Regions from separate parts of the Homo sapiens genome. Here region 2 is linked to region 1. Evidence: chromatin loops called from intact Hi-C (ENCODE). Cell type or tissue: PC-9. All regions are shown on one strand. Links, peaks and the distances in the headings refer to the core of each region. The heading gives the core; the rest is flanking DNA. Region 1 overlaps LINC01839 (long intergenic non-protein coding RNA 1839). Region 2 overlaps EIF2B5 (eukaryotic translation initiation factor 2B subunit epsilon).

Region 1 (16,788 bases), core at 8,458-10,957:
TCTCAAAAACAAAAAAACAAAAAAACAAAAAACAGGCCAGGTGGTGGGCAATGCAGACTAGGCATGGCAGCTGGATGGGGTCAGGGACTGAAGCTCTATGTGCTTTTCGCAACGTGGGACTTCTAGCTCGTGCTCTAAGATACCTGCTGTAGCTCCTATCATTATGTTTGGATTCTAGCTGGTGGGAAGAGGGAAAACAATAAATCAAGACAAACTCCTCCCGATTCCCTTTAAGAGCATGACCCGGAAGTAGCACACATCACATATGCTCCCATTCCATTGTCTAGAACTAGGTAACTTTGCTACATCCAGCTGGAAAGGAGCCTGGGCAGCCACCCAAATGTCCGTCTGTCTCACTCACAGAACACACTTGCTCCTCCCCAAGGAAGACAGGTCTACAGTGATGGCATCTGTGCAAAGTGCAGACTCTCTGGATCCTCTCCCAAAGGTCCAGATGTGACTCTCTCTCTGCTGACCTATAAACCAAAAGAAAAGTTACTTCTCTTGCTTCTTATGACATATAAACCCAGTATGCGCTGGGGGAGAAGGAACAGGATAACTAATAAAAACTTTCAGAAAAGGGAAGAACGGAAAACATGCATTAGTCACTGGTTCATAGCGATAATGAGATCCTACAAAGACTCCCTTCCCTTGCATGGAGTCACCACTGGCATCGCTGTCTGGGAGCAAGTCCCTTGTCCACTGGCCCCAGAGAGGACGGGCTTGTTTTCTGGGAGGTTATTCTCTGTCAGTTGTTTTTTCTGGCCACATCTCAAGTGGGCACTGGAGACTATATCCTTTGAGGAAGGGGGAGCTCATAGGTTCCACAACCTCTTTCAGCCTGTGCTGTCTGGGGACCCTAGAGTTACTTTAGGAGTCAAAACCATCCCAGGCTTTTGTAGACCATATCTGTGGTTTCTTTTTTTCTTTTTCTTTTTCTTTTTTTTTTTTTTGAGACGGAGTTTTGCTCTTGTTGTCCAGGCTGCAGTGCAATGGTGTGGTCTCCGCTCACTGCAAACTCTTTCTCGCAGGTTCAAGCCATCCTCCTGCCTCGGCCTCCCAAATAGCTGGGATTACAGGCACCCGCCACCATGCCCTGCTAATTTTTGTATTTTTAGTAGAGACAGGGTTTCATCATGTTGGCAGGCTGGTCTCGAACTCCCGACCTCAGGGGATCCACCCACCTCAGCCTCCCAAAGTGCTGGGATTACAGGCATGAGCCACCATGCCCAGCCATATCCATGGTTTCTTTGGCAATAAAATTTCTTCCAAAAGTTAGTAGGTTCTGTGTTGCTACCACGTGCAAGTAACCACAGTTGCAGCTCTTCGTTAGGCACAGCTTTTGCACTGGAAAAGTCTGTTCTTTAATTTACTGACTTTGACTCTGCCCCTTTTATTCTGGTAGGTGGTTAAATTACCAGTGGATCTTATTGATCCCGCAGGCTTGGTCTGTTTTGGTTTTGTCCTTAGTCTTAGGAATTGGTCCTTACTCTAGACAGAACATGGTCCTTACTCCTAACTATGGATTGGCCGGAACTCCCAACACTGTGCCACCTCTGGCATTCCCATCCAGCTCTGAGCCCTATCCAGCTCTTAGCAGCCTTCTTCTAGACTTCACGGTGTCTTGCTGGCATGTGCTCAGCCAAGCCCTCAGCCAAAGGTCATTGGAGAAACCCAAAGTAGACTGGAAGCACCCTCACCCCCATGCAGATCCTCCTTTCTGTTGTATTGCCCTGCAAATTCCAGCCAATTCGGCAGCACCAAACTCCAATTTCTGCCTCTTGAGCTCAGCAAGAATGTGTTGCTCTGTGTAAGCTTCATCTCCCCATACTGTGACTCAGAAACGCCCCCAGAAAGAAAGCCAGGGCCAATATAGAATTCACCTCGTACGTTTCGTTTCCTTTCTCTCAAGGGTCACAGTCTGGTATCGCCTGTTGCCCAGTGCCTGAAAACAGTTGTCTCAAATATTTTGTCTGATTTTATAGTTGTTTATGGTGGTGATGGTGGGAACCTGGTATCAGTTACTCCCTCAGAGCTATAATTGGAAGTCTTTTCCCCTTCCTTCTGTAACTAGGGAATTTATTCAGTTCCCAGCTGTCCAGGGTGCTGGCCAATAGAATATGAGCAGTAGCAAAGGAGTGTGTCTCTGCTTCCCTTTGTTTTCTTTTTCTACTGGTGGGAATGTTATGGCTGTGATTGCTAGTTTTCTATGAAAATCTCTTCTGCATAATTAACAGATTTAAAGCAGAGATCTCAAAAAGAAAAGAGACAAAGAGGATGGGATAGAATAAAAAGCATACAAAGGAATAATGACCAAATTTTCCCAACATTTAGTGAAAACATCAACCTACAGATGCAAGAAGTTCAGTGAACTCCCAGGATTAAAAAAGAAAAAAAAGAAAGAAAAAGAAAAAAAAAACTATACTTGGGCTCATTACAGTCAAACTGCTGAAAATCAAATATAAAGAAAAAACCTTGACTCAGCGCAGTGGCTCACAGCTATAATCCCAGCACTTTGGGAGGCCAAAGCGGGCAGATCACGAGGTCAGGAGTTTGAGACCAGCCTGGCCAACATGATGAAACCCCATCTCTACTGAAAATATAAAAATTAGCCAGATGTGGTGGCGGGCGCCTGTAGTCCCAGCTATTTGGGAGGCTGAGGCAGGAGAATCACTTAAACCTGGGAGGTGGAGGTTGTAGTGAGCCGAGATCTCACCATTGTACTCCAGCCTGGGTGACAGAGCAAGACTCCATCTCAAAAAATAAATAAATAAAAATAAAAATAAAGAAGAAGAGAAAGTCTTAAAATTAGCCAGATAAAAGACACGTTATATATAAGGGATGACATGAATGAAGGCTGACTTCTCTTGAAGAGCAAGGGAGAGGCTGGGAGCGGTGGCTCATGCCTCTAATCCCAGCACTTTGGGAGGCCAAGGCGGGATCACAAGGTCAGGAGATCGAGACCATCCTGGCTAACACGGTGAAACCCCATCTCTACAAAAAATACAAAAAATTAGCCAGGCGTAGTGGTGGGTGCCTGTAGTCCCAGCTACTTGGGAGGCTGAGGCAGGAGAATGGCGTGAACCCGGGAGGCGGAGCTTGCAGTGAGCTAAGATGGCGCCACTGCACTCCAGCCTGGGGGACAGAGCGAGACTCCGTCTCAAAAAAAAAAGAAAAAGAAAAAGAAAAGAAAAGCAAGGGAGGCCACAAGACAATAGGAGAACAGCTTCACATTGCTGACCGAAAAAACTAACAACCCATGGTTTTATATTCTGTGAAAAGATCCCTCAAACATATGGGTAAAAGAAAGACATTTTGGCTAAGTGCAGTGGCTCCTGCCTATAACTCCAGCACTTTGGGAGGCCAAGGTGGGAAGATGGCTTGAGGTCAGGAGTTTGAGACCAGCCTGGGCAACATAGGAAGACAAAACTGAAGGGAGAAATAGACAAATCCACAATTATAGTTGGAAATTTTAACATCTTTCTGTCAGTAATTGATAAAATAACTAGACAAAAAAAATCAGTAAGAATATAGATCTGAATGATACTAGCAACAGGACCTAACTGACATATATAGGACAATATGCCCAACAACTGCACTTTCTTCTCAAGTGCATACAGATTATTCCCAGGATAGGCCATATGCTGGAGGATAATATGTCTCAATATATTTCAGAAGACTGAAATTTCACAGTGTATGTTTTCTGACTACAATACAATTAAATTAGAAATCAGGCCGGGAGCGATGGCTCATGCCTGTAATCCCAGCACTTTGGGAGGCCGAGGTGGATCACCTGAGGTCAGACCAGCCTGGCCAACATGATGAAACCCCGTCTCTACTAAAAATACAAAAATTAGCCAGGTGTAGTGGTGCATGCCTGTAATCCCAGCTACTTGGGAGGCTGAGGCAGGAGAATCGCTTGAACCCAGGAGGTAGAGTTTGCTGTGAGCTGAGGTCACACCACTGCACTCCAGCCTAGGCGACAGAGTGAGACTCTGTCTCAAAAAAAAAAAAAAAAAAAAAAAAAAAGAATAGTTGTACATGAATGAATATTTGTAATACCTTCTTCACAATAGTTAAAACTAGAAATAACCCAAATGTCTATCAATAGGAGAATGGACGAATTGTGGCATATTTAAGCAATGGAATACAATTTAACAATTAAAATGAATAAACGACTGATAGGTGTGACGTGTGAATCTCAAAGATATTATGCTGAGTGACACAAATGAGTACACAATGTATTATCCCATTCATATGATGTTCAAGAAGGGGCGAAACTAATTTGTAGTGATAGAAATTGGAATGATGGTTGCCTGTAAGCGTTGGGCATAAGGGAATTTTCTAGGGTAATGAAAATACATTTTGACTTGTGTGTTGGTTACATAGGTGTAATTCATCAAAACCTTTTGTGTCATACACTAAGATCTTTGCGTTTCACTCACAGTACATAAGTATTCCTCAATGAAAAGAAGGGAAGAACAAATATTGAGGGGCTAACTCAGTTTCTGGTCTATCATTAAATATCCTTTATTTTTTCACTTAATATTAAAAAATTCCTTTGTGCAGTACTCAATGTTTGCTGCTGTAATTGATAAATCCCTAAATCCCACTGCCTTAGCACAAAAATGTTTCTCATTCACATGAGGCCCCTAATGGGTGCTCATGATCCATAGGGAGTTCTCCAAGTGTTGACTTAACTCACGCCTGTAATCTCAGCAATTTGGGAGGCCGAGGGGATGGATCACCTGAGGCTAGGAGTTCGAGACTAGCCTGGTCAACATGGGGAGACCCTGTCTTTACTAAAAATACAAAAATTAGCTAAGCGTGGTGGCAGGCACCTGTAATCCCAGCTACTTGGGAGGCTGAGATGGGAGAATCGCTTGAATCTGGGAGGAGGAGGTTGCAGTGAGCCAAGATCGCACCATTGCACTCCAGCCTGGGTGACAAGAGTGAAACTCCATCTCAAAAAAGAAAAAAAAAAAAGAATCTATCATGGCCTCCACCATCTCCATAACATGGCTTCCAAATTCATTGCCTTTGTCTACATTAAGCAAGAAGGGAGGTTGAAGCTTAGAGCTTGTGCATAGAATGTTTTCATGGGCCAGGCCTGATGGGCTCACATCACTTCCACTCTCATCCTGTGGCGTTGAGTTTAGTCAAGTGGTTACACCTCACTGAAAGAGAGGCTGGGAACCGTAGTCTAGCTAGGAGCTCTAGAAGAAGAGAACATGATTTGATATTGTTAGCAGTCTCTGCCACACTGTTATTAAAATATCACGAAAGCTAACTTGTATTAAACACTACTCACTAGCAACTGTTCTAAAAACTTTACATGTCGTCTTCAACAACTCTTTGAGGTACATACTAGTTTAATCTCTGTTTTACAAGCGAGGAAACTGAGGCATAGAGAAATCAAGGAGTTGTCCAAGGCACAGTGCTGGTAAGATGAAGCCTGGGTTTGAACTCAGGCAGCCTAACTCCAGAGCAGGTGTTTGTAACCACTACTCCATGCTGCAGCCATGTAAGGATTGCATAATCTTCCAAATTTTTGGATGAGCCAAATTTTATTTAACCTTTTTCATATCGCTAGAGATGTAGATTACATCTTGACTGGGGCTCTGCAAATAATGCATTGCTAACATCTTTGTTTGTTTGTTTGTTTGTTTGAGACAGAGTCTTACTCTCTCTCCAGGCTGAAGTACAGTGGCACGATCTCGGCTCACTTGCAACCTCTGCCTCCTGGGTTCAAGCAATTATCCTGCCTCACAGCCTCCTAAGTAGCTGGGATTGCAGGGATGCACCACCATGCCCAGCTAATTTTTGTATTTTTAGTAGAGACGGGGTTTCACCGTGTTGGCCAGGCTGGTCTCAAACTCCTGACCTCGAATGATCTGCCTGCCTTCGCCTCCCAAAGTGCTGGGATTATGGGTGTGAGCCACCGCACCCAGGCCATAGCTAACATCTTAAAGTTTTTTTCTCCCTATGTTATGAATTGATTCCTTAGGATTAATTTTTTAGTTCTTAAAGTTCACAAAATTAGGCTGAAAAAGTCTATTTCCTCTCCGAATTATGTACTGCATGGAAATGATCTCGTTATTGACAAGACATTCATCATTAGATATTAAATATTTTGGTTCATCTATCTCAGCTTGCAAATGATTCTGTATAAAATATTAATCTCTTTTTGTTGATGTTTGAACCCTCATGATATTTGAGTAGATAGACATGAGTTTCTCATCCTAGGCAAGAGAGAAACAGAATTTTTCACTGGAAAAGGATCTCACAGCTTATCTGGTCCAATTCCTTAGCCACTGGAGAAAGATAGTTCTAAAAACAGCTGAACGAAAATAGAAATTTTATAAATTGAATCACATTTATTTTTACTTATGCAGCACACTTGCTCTCAAAGAGAGCCTACGACAAATGCTTCAGTAAGTGAAAATTTAGCTTGTGAACAATTAGCAGCCATTAAAGCTGAGATGCAGAAAAGGATGAAAACTGCAAGCTGACAAATTGGGCCTCAGCTTCTGAAGTGATTTGGCTGTTTCCAAATCATAGTTAACATTTACTGAGTGCTTAACTGCGCATCAGACACCGTGCTCAGCACTTTACAGACTTCCTGTCATTGAATCCTTGCAGCCCATCTAGGGGGTGCATACTGCTAATATCTCTATTGTACAAAGGAGGAAACGAGCTTAGGGAGGTTAAATAAGGATGACTTTTAAAAGCAGAAAACACCCCGACGAAATAGTTCATGCAATCCATTAACATCATTTGTATCTTAGATTCTTTGACAAGGTTGGAGATGGCGTGGGGATTCCACTCAGGTAAATAATTCCCAAATTCTAAAATTAATAGTTTCTCAGGTTAAAAAAAAGGATAATATAGAAGGCTAACAAGTATGGTGAAAACCTAGATTTTCTTGAAAGCTGAGGTTGGAAAGGACATTTGATTGATTGATTGATTGATTGATTGATGAGCCTTCGAGAAGAGGCCCCCAGGAAGTCTATTGTAGAGTTTCATTCTCTGTCACTTGCTTGTTCTCTATTTCAAAGCCCTCCCACCAAGTGTCGGGATCCCTCCCTCCTTCCTTTTCTTTCTCCCCTCTTCCCACATGCTCTCCCAGAGCCTCTTCCCAGGCCCAGCCTTCCCTACCTACCTCAGTCCTTCCCTGCCATTCAAGCCACAAACCTGTGGAACCTTCTTGAACTCAGAAAGGAGAGGCTGACTTCCAAAGGGTTCCAACTATTTAAATGAGCAGTTCCTCCCCAGACGCCAACCCTTATCCCAGGAGCACAGCACTCGTGCCTTGCGTGGAGGAGAAGTGTGCCCCATGGGCGGTTGATTGGCCTGATGACTGTCCTTCAGCTCAGGCACCACTGGAGGCTGAGCTCTCACTGGGAGGCAGTCACAGGTGCAGGCAGGCTCCGGGGATAAGGAGCTGTGGTGTCTTTCCAGTGCTCCTGTGTGTACTTGGTGGAGCTGAGAACAGCCAGACACTGGATGAGAGCTTGGCTTTAGGATAACGCCCTACATTTGGGGCCCCATGTTCTCTGGTGTCCCCACCTGGATTGTGGCAGCCTACTCTGGGGCAGGGGAGGAGATTCCAGGAAAAACAGGGCCAGAGTGTGCCGTGAGGTGGAGGTGCTGTGGAAGGGGGCCTTGGTTCCAGCCACACGAGCCTCCCTCCACTTGTCACTGAGGAGTCATTGGCACCTTAGCTCTTGGCGCAGGGAGGTTGGCAGCAGGCATCACAGGCTGCCTCCCTCAGGGAGCTCACAGTCTCCATAGAAAGACGTGCAGGTGCACGCTGGCTCACACACACACACAGCACATGCACACACGCAGCACATAACGAGAACTAACAACTGGCAAACTCAAGAGCTGTGGTGGCTCCAGCAGTGCCGCTGCTGCTTGTGGGTGGGAGATGTGGGGGCATGCATAGGCTGATTTTGCAGGTGGCTTTGGAGCAGTGGTTCAGGCAAAGGCGTTACAGGACCTAGAGCTGGGCCCAGGTGGAATCATTGTCTTATTGGGTGACTTTAGCCAAACTAGGAGTCTTAATGCTACCTTACAGGTTTTGTGTTTTTGTTTAGAATTAAAAGAGGCAGGGCCAGGCGAGGTGGCTCACGCCTGTAATCCCGGCACTTTGGGAGGCCGAGGTGGGTGGATCACCTGAGGTCGGGAGTTCGAAACCAGCCTGACCAACATGGAGAAACCCCGTCTCTACTAAAAATACAAAATTAGCTGGGTGTGGTGGCGCATGCCTGTAATCCCAGCTACTCAGGAGGCTGAGGCAGGAGAATCGCTCGAACCTGGGAGGCGGAGTTTGCGGTGAGCCAAGATTGTGCCATTGCACTCCAGCCTGGGCAACAAGAGCGAATCTCTGTCTCAAAAGAGAAAAAAAAAAATAGTGGCAATATCGGTGTAAGAGCCTACCATAGAGAAGTGCTTCATGGCAGCTGAACCTGAACCTGGCACATCCTGGGACGCCTGTGGCCGCAGGGGAACCGCCTGGCCCAGCAGAGCTCGCTGTTTGATATGAACACGGATCACACAAGACAACTGGTAACAGCAGTGGCCTCCTGGGAGGGGAAAGGCTTACCACGGGCAAGACAGGGAGGGACATTTGTTTTTTTAAATTTTGTACACGATACATCTATTTCTTGGTTCAAAAGTATGTCAACCATTTTCCACCTTGGCCTGCACGCAGTGGGGTGCTGTGAACGTTCAACAAGGGGCTCTGGGGCAGCCTGGTACCAGCAGGCTCCAGCGCCCCCACCGGTTGCACAGGTGTGGTAAGGCCAAAGCTTAAGGACTGATGACTAAGGTTGCTGTTCTCCCTCAGTGGGAGGGAAACCAAGGTCCAGAGAAAGCCGAGGCTCTCTCTTAGGACCAAAAATCCAGCGGTGGCAAAATTGAGTCTGAATCCAAGTCATTTGACTTGGAAGGGCCCGGGTTCAGGTCCAGCCTCTCTGTCCAGCTGTGACCTGAAACAAGTTGGCTAACGTGTCTGAGCCTGTATTTTCTTGAGGATGATAATATCCACTTCTCAAGATTGTTTTGCAGCTTCACTACAAAAAAAAAAAAAAAACAAAAAAACAAAAAAACTACCTGAGGGTGCTTTGAAAACCTTGAAACCCTGGCCAGGCGCGGTGACTCACACCTGTAATCCCAGCACTTTGGGAGGCCGAGGCAGGTGGATCACCTGAGGTCAGGAGTTCGAGACCAGCCTGGCCAACATGGTGAAACCCTGTCTCACTAAAACTACAAAATTAGCTGGGCATGGTGGCAGGCGCCGGTAATCTCAGCTACTTGGGAGGCTGAGGCAGGAGAATTGCTTGAACCAGGGAGGTAGAGGTTGCAGTGAGCCGAGATTGCGCCATTGCACTCCAGCCTGGGCAAAAAGAGCAAAACTCCGTCTAAAAGGAAAGAAAGAAAAAGAAAGAAAGAAAGAAGAAAGAAAGAGAAAGAGAGAGAGAAAGAAAGAAAGAAAGAAGAAAGAGAAAGAAAGAAAGACCTTAAAACTCTAATACAATATAATGGGTTTTTAAATAAAAAAGAAAATAGAAATCACCTTTTCCTCTAGCCCCTCAGTTCAGCATTAGTCAAGCTTTTTAACCTACTCTTGAACGTATCAAGAGCCTTCTTTACTTGGCCCACCCTGGGTAGAACTGGGATTCTCCCCAGTTCCTGAAGTTTCCATGGCTCTACTCTGTAACAAGGAAAAGGGAAACATGCGTCCTCCCTCCGCTGGAGTTTCTCCACAGGTGAGTCCTTTGCTGCCAAAGGTTGTACCTGTTCTGCCACCGCCCCCTGCTGGTGACTCTTACAAGGCGCCCTGTCTTCACTGGCATCCGAGCAGGTTGGAATTTAAGGGAAGTATCTAGATCCACCTAGATGGGGCTTGGTGAGGAGGAATCAAGCTGCTGGGTCTCGAGTAGCCTCCATCTCTGCACCGTGGCCACTGTGCCCATCATGCCGGCAATGGGCTGTCCAATGGCAAAGGAAGGCTGATGGAGGTTGACCAGGTCATTTTGTCTAGTTGGTTGTTCAGTGCCTGTCCGCAGTGGATGCTCTCTGGCAGCTGTGAACATGCGCTACAAAGACCTTCACACTTGGGCCCACTCCCAAATGTCCAGACACATCCTCCAGCCCAGACCTGCTGCTCCTCATCTTCCAGCCTTTTTCCTTCAGGTCCCAGCCTCCAACCACTCAGCTGAGCCATCAGCCACTACCCATGAGTTGTACATATCTTAACTTTGGGACCCTTCTCTTTCCACACAAAGGGGATGATTAGCTGCACCATCTGAAACTCCGCCTATTTATTGGAGGATTTTCTCCAATAATTTTGGAGAAATAGTTTCCAAAATTATTGGAAAATTATTCCAAAATAATTCCAAAACTATTGGAAAATTCCAAAATGATTTCCAATAATTTTTTCCAATCCACCCCTGAGTGAGGCTGCCATCATTTTTAGTTTGCACATACATGTGGAGCTGACCCATCTGTACCCCAAGTTCAGGCTTTTCCTCCCCGCTTTGGCTGGTTGGACAGGAACCCATAGAATCATGGGCATGAGCTGGGGTGGGGGCCCTGCGGCTTGCTGTCCACTCACTTCAATCCTGGAGGACGCACCTCCATCTTACAACGGGCTGCTGCTGAGCCTGCTTGGCCTTACAGCTTGGGAGGACGACGAGACCCAGCTCACAATGGGACCGACGAGACCCAGCTCACAATGGGCAGTTCTGGTTGCACAGTCACTTGGTCCTCCGTGGCAGTTTCTTATTTTATTTAATTTATTTTTTGGCATGTAGTCCTCGCTGCAGCTGGCATGGCCTTGCTAGAGATCTCAGAGGGCTCGCTGTGAGTCTCCCACCCGAGCCTGCACAATCGCCACAGGCGTCTTTCCCCGCCATTGATCTTTCAGCACCATAATATCTGCTGGGCCAGAGGTTTCAGGCGACAGGCTGCATCTGTAGATGACACAAGGCTACCTGGAGTCATTAGGGTAGGGCAGCCTGAGCAGGGGCTGCCACTTCCTTCTCAGGGGAAGCTCTTGTGAATGCAAATGGGGCATGTTAAGTCCTGGAAGGAGAGAAAGAGAGAGAGAGGGAGAGAGACAGAGGTGGGGGGGGGGGGGGCGGGGAGAGAGAGAGAGACAGACGAGAGAGACAGACAGACAGGGCAAGGGGAGAGAGAGAGAGGTAGAAAGAGAGAGAAACAGATGGGAGAAGGGGGGAGGGGGGAGAGAGAGAGACAGAGAGGGGAGAGAGAGAAGGGAAGGAAGGAAGGAAAGAAGGAAGGAAGGAAGGGAAGGAGGGAGGGAGGGAAAGAAAGGGAGAAGAGAAAGAAAGGGGAGGAAGAAAGAAAATGAAGTTGCTCTTTGTTAGATGCTCTTGTGTCGTTTAGGGTCTTTTTCTGTATACATTGCCCCAACTAACTGTGAGTTCCTTCGGGGCAGAGTTAGAATCCCAGCTCCTCCACCTACTAGCTATGTGATCCTGGGCAAGCCACTTCACTTCTCTGAGCCTTGGTGTCCTCCTCTGTAAAATGGGGATAATTTTTTTTTTTTTTTTTTTTTTTTTGGAGATGGAGTCTCACTCTGTCACCCAGGCTGGAGTGTAGTGATGTGATCTCAGCTCACTGTAACCTCCGCCTCCCAGGTTCAAGCGATTCTCCTGCCTCAGCCTCCCAAGAAACTGCAATTACAGGCGCGCACCACCACACCTGGCTAATTTTTGTATTTTTGGTAGAAACGGGGTTTCACCACGTTGGTCAGGCTGGTCTTGAACTCCTGACCTCGTGATCTGCCCACCTTGGCCTCCCAAAGTGCTGGTATTACAGGCATGAGCCACCATGCCCAGCCCCAAATGGGGATAATATTTTAGCCCACAGCACAGTGGTCTGTGAGCATTAAGAGAAGGAAAGCACCCCTCCCCACCAGCACAGTGTCTGCACCCAATCAGCACTCCTTAAACGCTGGCTAGCATTCTCCTCCCCTGTGACCCTCTGGCAAAAGATTCCCCACCCCAACCTCAGCGCCCAGCAAATCTGTGCTAATGTGCGAGTGGGTATCGATGAGTTCATATAACCCTTGGGTAGCATGTGGTTAACATGTGTGCGTTTTAATAGGGCTATTTTACAGCAACTCTAATGATGTGTGGATTGTCTGGGGGCCATGGGGGTTGTTTTCTCAAGCTATAAACTCACCGATGCTCTGCTCCACATTCTCCTCAGAGTCTCTACCCTACCTCCTCTGTGGCCCAGGGTCTGCCCACAGCTGGCCCCTCACAGGTGCCCAGGGCTGCAGGGTGTGTGTATGTGGCTTGTGTGGTGTGTGTATGTGTGTGTGTGTGTGTTGTTTGTGTGGTGTGAGTGTGGGTGTTGCTCATATGTGTGTTGTCTACTTGGTGTATGTATGTGTTGTGTGGTTGTACGTATGCGTGTGTCCTATAATTAAAGTCCCCAGAAGCAGGGCACCCTGCCTGGGTGCCACCTTCTCACCCCTCTCCAGGGGCTCTGAGCACCCCCCCACCCCCGCGACGTGGCAGTGGGCAGCACCTGTGCCCTGATCTTTGCATCTCAGCCTCTCGCCCAGGGCTTTGTGCTAACGGGTGCTCAATACGGTAGTGCTTTGCTAATTGGGAAAAAGCGGTCGCGGGATGTTCTTTCCAGGGCAGTGCTGCAGTGCCCTCTGGTGGATTTTCTCTGAACTTCTCTAGGTTTGAGGTTCCGCTTGTCCTTGACAGGTAAGCCGGCCCTGAGAATCCAACCGCCTGGCCTTCTTCGCTTTTGGTCAGCCCTCCGCCTTGCAGAGAGTGGGGCTCAGTGGGAGCTGAGGCTGTGTGAGGGTGAGGCTGGGGTCAGGCTGGGGAGGAGACTGATGTTGGGAGTCCGGAGGTACAGTTATTCCTGTACCTCTAGCAATAAGAACTGTGAGGTGGAAATGCCCATTTCAGTGATGGTGGAGAGAAACCAATGGAACCTGAATATAGGCAGCGACCCCTTAGGAAGCATCTCCTCCTCCTCTTCCTCCTCCCCCTCCTCCTCCTCCTCCCCCTCCTCCTCCTCCCCCTCCTCCCCCTCCTCCTCCTCCTTCTCCCCCTCCTACTCCTCCCCCTCCTACTCCTCCTCCTCCCCCTCCTACTCCTCCTCCCCTCCTCCTCCTTCTCCCCCTCCTCCTCCTCCCCCTCCTACTCCTCCTCCTCCCCCTCCTCCTCCTTCTCCTCCTCCTTCTCCCCCTCCTGCTCCTCCCCCTCCTACTCCTCTTCCTCCTACTCCTCCTGTTCCCCCCTCCTCCCTCTCCTCCTCCTCCCCCCTCCTCCTCCTCTCCCCTTCCTCCTCCTCCTCTGCTTCTCTTCCTCCTCCCCCTCCTCCTCCTCTCCCCTTCCTCCTCCTCCTCTGCTTTCTCTTCTTTTCAGGCAGAAATGCCTCCACAGATTCCCTTATTATCCATGTAGAAAGGGAAGAAAGACATGAATGCTTGTATGTCAGATATGTTACAAGTAACTTGTTTAAAAGGGGAAAAGAAAATAGGGGAAGAGATAAGAAACAAGACAATAAATCTAGAAAATCAGGAATGAGAATAAAGATAACAACCAGAAAAGCAACAACAACGCAGAGATAGAAATCAAAACAAAAGCGATCTCAGTAATCATGAATAGATTAAATTATCCATCCTCTGCATACGAAAATACGAATATTTTAAATTTAGCTATTTCTTGTTAATAAAGATGACACATAAGGCCAAGATTCTCTTATACTAGGCAAATACTAGCATATGCACATCCAATCCATCAGCAAGTCTTGCTGGCTCTGTACCCAAAACACATCCCAAATCCATCTTCCCTGCTAGCACCACTGCCCAAGCTACCATCATCTCTTGTTTGAATGATTCCAGGAGCTTCCCAACCCATCGGCTGGGTTCTCCTGTTACTCCCCTGTAATCCAGATTCCACACAGTAACACAGTGGGTTTCTTTTCTTTTCTTTTTCCTTTTTTGAGACAGAGTCTTGCTCTTGTTGCCCAGGCTGAAGTGCAATGGTGCAATCTCAGCTCACTGCAACCCCCGCCTCCTGGGTTCAAGCGATTCTCCTGCCTCAGCCTCCCAAGTAGCTGGGATTACAGGTGCCCGCCACCACACCCAGATAATTTTTTGTATTTAGTAGAGACGGTGTTTCACCATGTTGGCCAAGCTGGTCTCGAACACCTGACCTCAGGTGATCCACCCGCCTCAGCCTCTCAAAGTGCTGGGATTACAGGTAGGAGCCACCGCACCTGGCCCACAGTGTTCTTTTGAAATCAGAAATCAAATCACGTTGCCATCCCTGCCCCCTGGTTTAATGATACTTCATGTGGCCCCCATTTCACTTGACATAAAATCCAAAGTCCTTTCTGCAGCCTATGCAACCCTATGAGTGGGATGAAGGAATGATGCCACTCCAGAGGGCAGAACCAGGGCCAAATGACAGGAGTTGCAGAGCATGAACCTTGACCCAAGAAAGGAGGAATTTTCTAGTCATCAGAGCTGTCCAAGCTGACTTCGCGATGTGGAATAAGGTCCCCACTACAGAGAGGATGGAGCTGCAGCTGAGGGGATTTCTGCACAGGGTTGGCTGGAGGCTGAAGTAGATTTCCCTGTTGCTTTCCTGTAGGAGACTCTGTGCCTCTAGGAATAAGAACTGTGAGGTGGAAATGCTCACTTTGGTGATGGTGGAGAGAAACAAATAGAATCTGAACATAGGCAGTAGTCCCTTAGGAAGCATCAGCTTCTGCTTCTTCTTGATTACTTCTTCCAGTGGGGAGCTCAATACATGGTGGGCAGCCCTTCCTTTCGGTCAACACTTCATGTATTGGGCAGGCCAAGTCTGTCTGCCTCCCCGAAACTTCCTCATCTCAGTCTCAGTTCCTCTCTCTTGCAGAGTTCTAAGCACTCTTCCAAAAGTGTGCCAGAGATTGTGCTGCATGTTGGGGACATAAAGATGAAAAACGTGAACTCTGCTGTCAGGAAGTTCACAGACTAGAGGGAGCTGGCTCATTCATAGCAGGAGCGCCACGAGGACAACGGGGTATTGCAAAGGGCAGAGCATGCAGGAACTGGAGTGTAGGAGAGCTCAGCCCTGGCTGGGCATCAGCATTACCCAGGGAGGTCTGAAAACTCCCACACCCACGGGGTCAGAGTATCCAGAGATTGTGAGGGCAGGGCCCAGGCTTTGGGGTTTCTTTTTTCTTTGTTTTTTGTTGTTGTTGTTGTTTGTTTGTTTGTTTTTTGTTTTGAGACAGAGTCTCGCTCTGTTCCCCAGGCTGGAGTGCAGTGGCACAATCTCGGCTCACAGCAAGCTCCGTCCGCCTCCTGGGTTCACGCCATTCTCCTGCCTCAGCCTCCTGAGTAGCTGAGACTACAGGCGCCCGCCACCACGCCTGGCTAATTTTTTGTATTTTTAGTAGAGACGGGTTTCACCGTGTTAGCCAGCATGGTCTCGATCTCCTGACCTCGTGATCTGCCTGCCTTGGCCTCCCAAAGTGCTGGGATTACAGGCGTGAGCCACCGCGCCCGGCGGCTTTGGTGTTTCTTAAAGATTCCCAGGTAGTTAGGTGACTACAGTCATGGGCCCCTGGCTTAGTTGGGAAGTGCTTCATCTCTGAGACACCAGGATTCGAATCCCCAGTTTTGCCGCTTAACAGCTTGGTGGCCATGGATCTGCCTCTCTAGTCCTGTGAATGAGCAGGAGAAAAAAGAAGGAGGGAGTGAGAGAAAGGGAAACAAGGAGAAATAGTTTGAGCAGTGCACCTGGCCATAAAACACCAGGGCGGGGCTGGGGGTGTCTTTGCAAATGGTCACGTCACACCAGGCCTAGCTGCACCCCAGTACACCAGGCCACCAGTACAGCTGTGGCACCCGCTCAGTCGTCTTCCTTTGCGGAGCACCTGCTGTCAGGGTTTATTGCAGAAGGAGCCAAGATCACACCTTTATGTAGGCAACAAAATAAATCCTTACAAAACATGAAAGGATTTTTACAGCCACCCTATGAAATGGGAACTGAGTACCCCCATTACAGAGAAGGAAACGGTTACATAGTCTATCTAAGGCCATGTGAAATGAAGGACTGGACTGGAACTAGAATGCAGACCTAGCTCATACAAAAGCCTGGAATGAGTCTTGCATATCCACTGCCCAAGTGAAAAAGGAAACTATTGGCCGGGCACTGTGGCTCATGCCTGTAATCCCAGCACTCTGGGAGGCCAAGGTGGGCGGATCACCTGAGGTCAGGAGTTCAAGACCAGCCGGCCATGATGAAACCCTGTCTCTACTAAAAATACAAAAAATTAGCTAGGCGTGGTGGTGCATGCCTGTAATCCCAGCTACTGGGGAGGCTGAGGCAAGAGAATCGCTTGAACCTGGGAGGTGAAGGTTGCAGTGAGCCGAGATTGCGCCATTGCACTCCAGCCTGGGCAACAAGAACAAAACTCCATCTCAAAAAAAAAAAAAAAGAAAAAAGGAAAAGGAAATTATTAGAGTATAGCTGTCTGTATTCCCCCCTGATCCTCTTCACCTCTCTCCCCTCCAACCACTGTCCTGAATTTGTGTTGATCATTTTCATCTATGTCTATATACCTTTGCCATACATGCAAGATTCCATACCCAGTACGTTGCATCTGATGGCATGTTTTTCAGCCTTGTAGAGACAGCATCATGGGAAAGAAATCCTCCTCCTGCATCTTGTTTTTGTCTCTTAAAATTGTCTGTGACGTTTATCCATGTGAATACATATATCTCTAATT
Region 2 (2,500 bases), core at 1-2,500, 400 kb before region 1:
TAGGAATATACTGCAGCTCCCTTCTTTCTTCCATAGCTGCTAAAGGCCTGGAGCCCTGTTTTTAGGAACTACATAAAGCGCGCAGCCGACCATTTGGAAGCGTTAGCAGCCATTGAGGACTTCTTCCTAGAGCATGAAGCTCTTGGTATTTCCATGGCCAAGGTGAATATGACCTCAAGCCCCATTCTTCTGCACTTGCTTTCAAACGAGGGTTGGTGACCCCCTTGGGAGACATAAAATAGAAGCTAATGTGAATCCAGTATGGACCATCCACTCCCAATATGCTTATTGCTAGAATAGTACAGCTTGGAGCCGGACTAATAAGGTAGCCATCTGGGGGGTGGTCTGGAAATGTGCAAAGCTCTCCCCAGCAATAGTTCCAGAAGTTAGACCTGCCCCAGGAGCAGAGCGAACAGCTCACTCTTGTCCGTTTTGGAGGAGGCTACTCAGTGCATAGAGGGATCTGAGGGCCTGGTAGAGTATCCTGCTGGACTTTCCAAGGCCCCTGAGGTCCCCTTTATTGGCCTTTTGCAGGTACTGATGGCTTTCTACCAGCTGGAGATCCTGGCTGAGGAAACAATTCTGAGCTGGTTCAGCCAAAGAGATACAACTGACAAGGGCCAGCAGTTGCGCAAGAATCAACAGGTGCGTCAGGCTGTCCTCCTCTCGCCAAGATGGTTATCTCATTCCCAGGTCCTGGCCCCTAGACTCTAGGGTGGTTGGTTTCTGGGGCTCTGGTTGTTAGAGCTGTTTATCTGCCGAGGGGAGCAGGAGAGTTATGTGCACCTCCCCCAGCCGATCTCTCCTCTGCTTCTTTACAGCTGCAGAGGTTCATCCAGTGGCTAAAAGAGGCAGAAGAGGAGTCATCTGAAGATGACTGAAGTCACACTGCCTGCTCCTTTGGGTGTGATTGAGTGCCCTCCTGGCTCCTGGGCTGGGACAAGTGAGGAACTAGCTGCAGAGGGATGAGTGACCACCATCCAGGCTGAGACTGAAAGGAGCAGAGGCTGGAACTACAGTATTCTTTCCCCTGCTAGCAACCATGTGCCTCCCATCCTGACTGTGGAGTTGGGATGTGGAAGTGGGGCTGGAACAAAGCTTCTGCCTAGGGAGGAGCTAAGCAGGCCCGGCAGTTGGAGGAAGGCCAGAGGAACAGCTTTGTGCTCCGGCTTTCCCTCAGGGAACAGCAGAGAGCAGTTGGCTCTTTCTGCTGCTTGTATATGTTAATATTAAAAGAGAGAGTGGTGTATTTGGTTTGTCTCCATCCCTGACTAATCAGCCAGTGAAGTATGTGACCAGAATCACATGATAGCCTTTCCTTAACACCTGGGGGAGAGGGAGGACGGGTGTGCCAGCCACTAGGTGGTACTGTGGTACCTTGCTAATTAACCTTTCCCATGGCTCATGGGTAGTGGAGGGCGGAGGTTCTTTTCCAGCCTCTGTGGACCAACTTGTGATCCTGGGGTGGTGTGCCTAAGCCCGTTTCCATAGAGTCCCATTTTGAACACTTTTCTGCCAGAGGATTATGTTGCCAACCATATGTAAAGCCCATTAGACATGCCAGTTCCTTTCACATGCCTTTTCCAGTTGATCTGGTACTCGTTCTGTCAGGAAGCTGGGCCACGCTTCATCAGAAATAAGGAAATCAGCTCAAGGTCACATGACTCTTGAGGGGTAAAGCTAAGGACTTGACCCTCAGAATCCAGAACTCTGTCCTTCAGCGTATTGTGTTTCAGTGAAGGGAAAATTGGCCCCACAGACAAATATAACCCAGAGCCAGTAATGGAGGTCCCAAGAACACAGGAAGGCCATGTGAAGGGTGCTTTCCCTTGAGAGTGTTTACTATGTGACAGGCAAGCAGTTTTCACATATTGTTTCATTTAATCCTCACATGAGCCCCATGAAGTCTTATCCCCATTTTCAGATAAGGTGCCTGAAGCTCACAGAGCTTCCCTAGCTAGTAACTGACAGAGCCAGGTGTGATATTGGACTCTTGACCTGGAGCTTGTTACTTTGCTGTATTGCTTTAACCTTAACCAAAAGAGACATGCCTTTCTGTCTTTTCTTTTTGAGTTCCTTGTCTTCATATAGAGTGAGTCAACAATTCTGGCCGCGTGCAGTGGCTCACGCCTGTAATCCCAGCACCTTGGGAGGCTGAGGCAGGCGGATCACCTGAGGCGAAGAGTTCGAGACCAACATAGCGAAACCCCATCTCTACAAAAATACAAAAATTAGCTGGGCATTGTGGCAGGCGCCTGAAATCCCAGCTACTCAGGAGGCTGAAGCAGGGAGAATTGCTTGAACCTGGGAGGCGGAGGTTGCAGTGAGCCGAGATTGTGCCACTGCACTCCAGCCTTGGTGATGGAGCGAGACCCTGCCTCAAAACAATATAATAATAATAATTTCCTTTAGTGGTACTTAAACGGTGGCTAATGTGACTGTTGTAACAAGTGATGCTCTACCCCCCCATCCCTACCGTCCCAGATGTTACAGAACAAAT

Evidence for each region. Hi-C counts contacts between places; a loop is a spot of excess contacts. Peaks named below come from ENCODE experiments on the same cell type or tissue, not always from the same donor. Only the 100,000 strongest peaks of a DNase experiment are listed, where the experiment ranks them.
Region 2: a loop joins it to region 1, with 4 times the contacts of the local background. A loop is called at or near these places in 4 of 110 quality-filtered maps.

What each region holds. Positions count from the first base shown.
Region 1 is chr3:184,531,458-184,548,245 of GRCh38, forward strand. All of the region lies in intron 6 of LINC01839 (long intergenic non-protein coding RNA 1839), which reads left to right. It overlaps LINC01840 (long intergenic non-protein coding RNA 1840), which reads right to left. Exons shown (of 2, transcript NR_046593.1): 2 at 15,257-15,720. Among named protein-coding and RNA genes, the nearest start is that of LINC01840, 17 kb to the right of the region's middle. In PC-9, for the core only: CTCF peaks have their summits at 9,828 (motif pointing left) and 10,027; a DNase peak (open chromatin) is centred at 9,794; H3K27me3 peaks cover 2,224 bases.
Region 2 is chr3:184,144,063-184,146,562 of GRCh38, forward strand. EIF2B5 (eukaryotic translation initiation factor 2B subunit epsilon) reads left to right here. Exons shown (of 16, transcript NM_003907.3): 14 at 37-162; 15 at 535-645; 16 at 822-1,249. The coding sequence ends at 881. Among named protein-coding and RNA genes, the nearest start is that of EIF2B5, 10 kb to the left of the region's middle. RefSeq lists a silencer at 1,280-1,329. In PC-9, for the core only: CTCF peaks have their summits at 1,386 (motif pointing right) and 1,588; a DNase peak (open chromatin) is centred at 1,349.